Linked DNA regions of Homo sapiens: region 2 is linked to region 1. A link is a contact called in ENCODE Hi-C data. All regions are on one chromosome and are shown on one strand. The core of a region is the stretch at or near the end of the contact, and the rest is flanking DNA. Distances in the headings are between cores, read along the strand shown. Region 1 overlaps LOC105377732 (a long non-coding RNA gene). Region 2 overlaps LOC124901138 (a long non-coding RNA gene).

Region 1 (3,252 bases), core at 653-3,152:
AAATTCTGAAAGGTCCACAGTAGCAGAAGGCAAAGTGACAAATGACAGAGGTAGGGAAGGGTCTCATAAAACCTTTGACCTCAAGGAAGTTCACATGATCTGAAATGATGCTGCTCCCACATTCCTGGGGAGTTGCTTCCTCTTTGCATCGATTCCGTCATGCATTTCTCTGATATTTTACAGCTTACAAAGATTCCCTCCATTGATAAACAGTTGTTGAGAACCTACTCTGATTGAGCACGATGTGCCAAGTGCCAGAGTCACAGCCAAGAGCAATGCCAGAGGGTCTGGGGAAGGAGACAGACATGATTCGGAAAGTGACACCAACCAGTGGAAAACCGCAACTGTGCTAAGGGCAAGGAAGGAGGGAAGCAGGTGCCCTGAGAACCCACAAGAGGGGCTCTCAGCTGAGCTCTAACAGATGAGTCACAGGAAGTGTTCACAAAGTAGCATATAAAATAGACATTTATTTTGTGCTTCACTCCTCTCTGTCTGTGGGTCTTGAACATTTGCTGTGTGTAGATCCTTCACCAACCCTGCTGTACTTAAGGCTCAGGCATTTGATGAACTCAGGGGATTATGGAAAGCACGCAACTTGTCCATTAAAAGGACAGTGGGCAAATCAAGTGTAGTTTCTCCCAACTGCAGAATACTATGCAGCTGTTAAGAGGAATTAAATACACCTGCACAGGCTACTGTGAAAAGATTAGCACAATAAATTAGAAAGTGAAGAATTCCTGGTGTAGAAAAGTATTAGTAAATGATTCATTTATGTAAGGAAGAAAATCATATACACAAATATGGGTATAGTCAGACTCTTTTTTTGGAGGGACACAAGAAATTACTTATGTTAGTTTGTTAGGGCTGCCATAATAAAGTACCACACATTGAATGGCTTAAACAGCTGAAACATATTTTCTAGCAGCTCTGAAAACTTGAAGTCTGAGATCAATGTGTTGGCAGGGGTGGCTCCTTCCGGGAACCCTGAGGGGGGAATCTGTTCCACTCCGCTCTCTTTGGCTTGTACATGGCCATCTTCTTCCTATGTCTCTTTACACTGTCTTCCCTCTATGTAAGTCTCTGTGTCCAAATTTCCCGTTTCGATAAGAATATCAGTCATACAGGATTAGGGCTCATCTTAATGACCTTATTTTAACTTGATGACCTCTGTAAAGACCCTATCTCCAAATAAGGTCACATTCTGAGGTTCAGGGGGGTTAGGACGTCAACATATGAACTTGAGTAGGGGACACAATTCAACCCATGGCATTGCTGGGAGACAAAAGGGATTCATCTTTTACTTCATATATTCCTCTATAGTATTTATACTTTTATGATAAGCATACATTTCAATTACAAAAACAACTTTTAGTCCAAAAAGTGGGTGGAAATTTAAATCCTGCCACAAATCAAGCACCAAGTGAAAACATTGGGGTTGTATATTGTAGGTCAAAGTGACCTGTTTCTATATCTGAAACAAGAGGCACACCCTCCATTAAGGCCTCCAAGCGGGAGTGTGTATGTCCAAGAAAGGGAACCTGACCATCACTGGTCTTGCACACTTCTAGATATTTTTATTTTCTTTTAATTTCTATTTTGTTTTATATTGCGTGTGGAGGGGTACATACTTAAAACTTTCTACTTGGGGTTTGCCTTCTAAATAGCGTGCATGGCAAAGGCCTTGGGAGCACCTTTCACGAAGCTTAATATTTTCATAAGCAAAGAAAAGGACCTAGTCCGTGACTGCGTATGAGTCACGTTAGTTTGGTTTTCTTCAAAGGCTGACTACTCCAGTTGCTATCTCTGTGTGACACAGTGTCTTAGGATGACTATGTTATTTTGCTCATGATTTCATAGATCAGGAATTCAAGAAGGGATTAGCTGAGTGGTTCTTGCCGGGGGTCTCTTATTTGTTGCAGTGAGATGTTGGCTGAGCCTGGAGTCATCTGCAGGCTTGGCTGGGCTGCACGTCCCAGATGATCCTCTCACATGACTGATGGTCACTGGTTATCTGCTGAGTTCTCAGCAGAGATGCCAGAGCACCTACACGTGGCAATCTCAGGGCATCTAATGTCTTAAACGGTGGCTGACTTCTCCCAGAGGGAGTGTCCCTGAATACTTGGCAGAAGCCGCACGGCCTTTTCTGATCCAACCTCAAAAATTAAGGCATCACTATTGCTGGACTGATTGCAAGCCAGTTACATTCAAGGCTCAGATCCAAGGGGAGGGAACCAGGCAGAAACTCAATGCTTTTCCTGACCTAGCTTCAGAAAGAGCAGAGTGTATTAGTTATCTATCACTGCATAACAAATTCTCTCAAAGCTTAACAGCTTAAAACAACAAACCTTTAGGACTGTACAGTGTCTATGGGCCAGGAATTCAGAAGTGCCTCTGCAGGCTGCCTCTGACTCAAGGCCTCTTGTGAGATTGCAGTCAATATATCAGCAAGGGCTACAATTATCTGAAGGTTTGGCTGGTGCTGGAAGATCTAATTCCAAGATACTCGGTCACATGGCTATTGGCAGGAAGCTTCTGTTCCTCAGGGTTGTTGACAAAAGGCCTTAGTTCTTCACTGTATGGGCCCTTCCATGTGTTGCCTGAGTATCCTAAAAGCATGGCAGCCAGTTTCCCCAAGAACCGAGTGAGACAGAGATAGAGAGAGAGAGATAGAGATAGAGAGAGAGAGCAGGAAGCTTCAGTGCCTTTTATAATCTAGTCTCTGAAGTCATACCCCATCATTTTCACTTAATTCTATTTGTTAGAAATGAGTCACCAAGGTCACACGCAAGGGAAACGGCATTAGGCTTCACATTTTGCAGCAAATGTCAAAGAGTTCTGACACCACCCACGACATCATCTCTGTTGCATCCTATTGGTTATAAGTGAGTCCCAGCACAGATTCAAGGGGAGAGGACATACATCCCACCTCCAGTGGGAGGAATGTCCAAGGATTTTCAGACAAGGACTTAGATACAGTGTCTTAGCTCAGATTTCTATAACAAACTGCCATAGGCTGGGCGACTTAAACAAGAGGAATTTATCTCTCACAGTCTGGAGGCTAGAAAAATCCAAGATCAAGGTGCTGGAAGATTCCTTTCCTGGCTTGCAAATAGCCACCTTCTTGCTATGTCCTCATCTGTCAGAGACAGTGTGCAGGCACTCTGGTATTTCTTCCTCTTTTCAGAAGGGCACTAATCCCATTATGGAGACCCTTACCCGCATGACCTCACATAACCCTAATTACCTCCCAAA
Region 2 (3,251 bases), core at 155-2,654, 310 kb before region 1:
CACACGTGCAGACTCACAGATACACACACACAAATACACACACACAGTCATGCAAACACACCTGCCTCTCTTCCATGTGTAGTCATGCAAATACACAGACAGGCGCATATACACAGACATTTTACACACTCACAGAAATGGGTGCAGACACACACACACACACAGACACACATACATGCATATATCCACATCACCCCTTGCTGCCTACTCAAACCCCCTCCTCAGTAGTCCCGGAATTATATTCTTCCCACATTGGAGACTTGGGAAAAGGAATACCTCTGGTATTTGTGCATTTTCTTGCCCCTTTCTTGCCTGATGTCTTTATCTCAAAGCTTTGGCAGTCAGCGAGGGAGGAGCTGCCTATACTACTTATTTGTAGTTTTTTGAATGTCTGTCTCCCTTGCCAGCCTGGGAGCCTAGCACAGTGTCTGTCAAGCACGTAGTAGGTGCTCAGCAAATATCTGTGAAATGAATGAATCAAACAAGTCTATATCCTTGGTGTTTAGCACAAGACTTGGCGCAAAATATGTGCTCAACTGAAGTGTGTCAAAAAAAGTAATACATGATTACGTATTATGTATGATTATGAACCACGTTCTGTTATATGCCAGGCACCTCTATGACTTCATTTTATCCTCTCCAGACCAAGAAATAGACACCAATTTCTAGACTAGGAAAATGAGACCCAAGGAAGTTAAATAAGTTACCCAAGTTTCCCAGATTCCTGGGGAAGCCATTCAAAGCCAGGCCTCTGATTGCTAAACTGACACTCAAAACAACAACTGTAGACTCTACGAAGAAATGGATGAATGAATTTTTCCCTGTGTGACACAACTCAGTGATGACCTCCACAGCCGGCTGTGACTTATCCAGGTGTGAGGTAACTCTGGAGAATGAACCGTCACGTTGTCTTCAATCCCAGGGTGACGGCTCAGTCTCCAGCCTCTGTCTGGAACCTTCCATGGGATTGTATTTTGAACATATTACATTACATTTACAGATACATATAGTGGATATCCATAGATCTATATCTATATATAGATATAGATATCCAAAAGCTGCTGATGTTTGCATTTCTGCGTGCTTCCTCTCAGCTTACACACACGCACACGCACAAAGCACATATATATTATATATATGTTTGTGTATTATATTACTATATATCTGAACATTTGTCGTTTGAGGCCCATTCTAGCCCCAGATGTTTTTCTTCTATGTTTGTGTAAACCACACAGCCCCACCCAGAATCTGTCAAATATTTTCATTTCCTTTGCCTTGGTACAATCCGTGGGTTTAAAACTCAACCAACCTGTAGGCCAATTAAGCTACTTTGCATAACAGCTGCTTTTGGCAGTGATGGATGGTGCCTGGTTGAGCATCTTGCGAATCCCGAAAGGCTCCTACCTCTGTATTATCTGCATGCCTGAGACCTGCTCAGATTCCCCTCTTTGGCCCCCTCACCCCCACAGTTTCCCTGAAAAAAGGAGGGCTGTGCAGAGAACCTTTGCCTCTGTCTGGGACAGGCAGAATATGGATAGAGACACAGAGCACAGAGGTCAGACTCTTTCCCCACAAAGGAAAATAAAAATGTCCGGCGGTAGTGGCCTCCTGGTAGGCAGGGGGCCAGGGCAGGCGGTGGTGACTCATCAACACCAGGCGGCCTGACTCAAGGCAGAGCAAGAGAGTGTCTCCGGCTCCTGTAATGAGCTCCACACTTACTCATAGCTTTGCCAGGCTAAGCACGGAGACATCTGAGGGCAAGGGAGGCTCTATTTCTGATAGCTTGACCCCAAAGATGACGTAGGTTGTTGTCTATCACTTTCTTTAAAAAAATCACTCTGTTGTGGCCAGGCACAGTGGCTCACGTGTGTAATCCCAGCACTTTGGGAGGCCGAGGCGGACAGATCACCTGAGGTCAGGAGTTTGAGACCAGCCTGACCAACATGGAGAAACCCCGTCTCTACTAAAAATACAAAAATTAGCCGCGTTTGGTGGTGGGTGCCTGTAATCCCAGCTACTCAGGAGGCTGAGGCAGGAGAATTGCTTGAACCTGGGAGACAGACATTGTGGTAAGCCGAGATCATGCCACTGCACTCCAGCCTGGGCAACAAGAGTGAAAGTCCATCTCCAAAAAAAAAAAATCACTCTGTCGCTTCCCAGTTGCACACTCTATTCACTGGGGAGCCCTGCGTGAACAGAGCAGAGTTTTAAACACTGCTTTAAAAGCAGTGGCCAAGTAGCCCATATTTTCCCTACCTTAGCCACCTCAAATGCCTCTCCCCACCAGCAGCTACCTGAAATTCCCCATTAGGAGTTCACTTCATGAGACTGAACTTAGCCCTCTCCTGGGGTTGTTCTTTAAACTATACCCTCATGAGGAGTGAGATGAGATGGAGGGAAAGGGTGGTAGCAAAATAAAGGAGAGAGCTACTGCTGGCCCAAGCCAGACACGACAAAATCATCTTCTGGACACCCACCATCCCTAAATCTCATTTTCAGAGATACTGCAAGGGACAGAAAGAGGACGTGACCTCCTGAACATTCACAGAAAGGCTAGATTCAAATGCAGGTGTATGTGGCCCCAATATACTCTTTCCACATATCCCTGCTGACTCCCGAATGCTTTACGGTCCTACGAAAAGACTGCAAGACACCACACTGTGTCTGCATCGGGATTACAGATAAGAGTCCACTCAAGTGTCAAAGCTAATACGCTGGTAGGACCCAGAAAAATGTAATGCTTCAGGGAACACTGGTCTATTTCATGGAAATATTGAAATTTAGAATACACCACCCATCTTGCTAGCAAGGTGACCAAAAGCCCGCAGCAAAGGATGGCAGAGCAGAAGGAAAGAAAGAACGTGGGTCTCCTGATGGGATAGTGAGCTGCTGACTCCAGCCCTGGAACTCTCTTCTTCAGCGAGTCTTAATGCCTTATTTATCTGGGCCACTGTCAGCTGCACTTTTTTTTTCCTCTCTGTTGAAAACATCCTAATTGACTACCACCCATGGCAACTATGGCAAAGTACTAGAGTTCCACAGCTGCCTCTTGCATGTACTTCCAATCTGGGCTTTTCTGCTCCAGAACCTTCTGCTAAGGTTCAGAACTGCAACACTGAGAGGTTTCTTATCCACGGGATCCTGACTCCTTCCTGGACTTCAGACTAAACCAACCCTCTCCTCCTCCCCAACCCTTTTTTTTTTTCCAGACACGGTTTCGCTCTGTCACCCAGGCACCCAGCCTGGAGTGC

Evidence for each region. A loop is a pair of places that touch in the nucleus more often than their neighbours do. Pooled maps may share reads with other maps.
Region 2: a map of gastrocnemius medialis shows a loop between it and region 1 (5-fold over the local background). The contact joins two enhancer-like sites. A Hi-C loop is called at or near these places in 3 of 168 maps with a recorded cell type or tissue (gastrocnemius medialis and psoas muscle) and 4 of 50 pooled maps.

What each region holds. Positions count from the first base shown.
Region 1 is chr5:173,454,066-173,457,317 of GRCh38, reverse strand. The region is part of intron 3 of LOC105377732 (a long non-coding RNA gene); the gene reads right to left. Among named protein-coding and RNA genes, the nearest start is that of MIR8056, 110 kb to the right of the region's middle. RefSeq lists an enhancer at 1,342-2,541. Within about 2 kb of position 1,902, at least 16 of the 41 ENCODE cell types and tissues checked have a DNase peak (open chromatin) inside an H3K27ac peak, as active enhancers do; they include gastrocnemius medialis and psoas muscle, where a contact is called at or near this core.
Region 2 is chr5:173,763,029-173,766,279 of GRCh38, reverse strand. All of the region lies in intron 1 of LOC124901138 (a long non-coding RNA gene), which reads left to right. Among named protein-coding and RNA genes, the nearest start is that of LINC01484, 18 kb to the right of the region's middle. Within about 2 kb of position 1,404, at least 24 of the 41 ENCODE cell types and tissues checked have a DNase peak (open chromatin) inside an H3K27ac peak, as active enhancers do; they include gastrocnemius medialis and psoas muscle, where a contact is called at or near this core.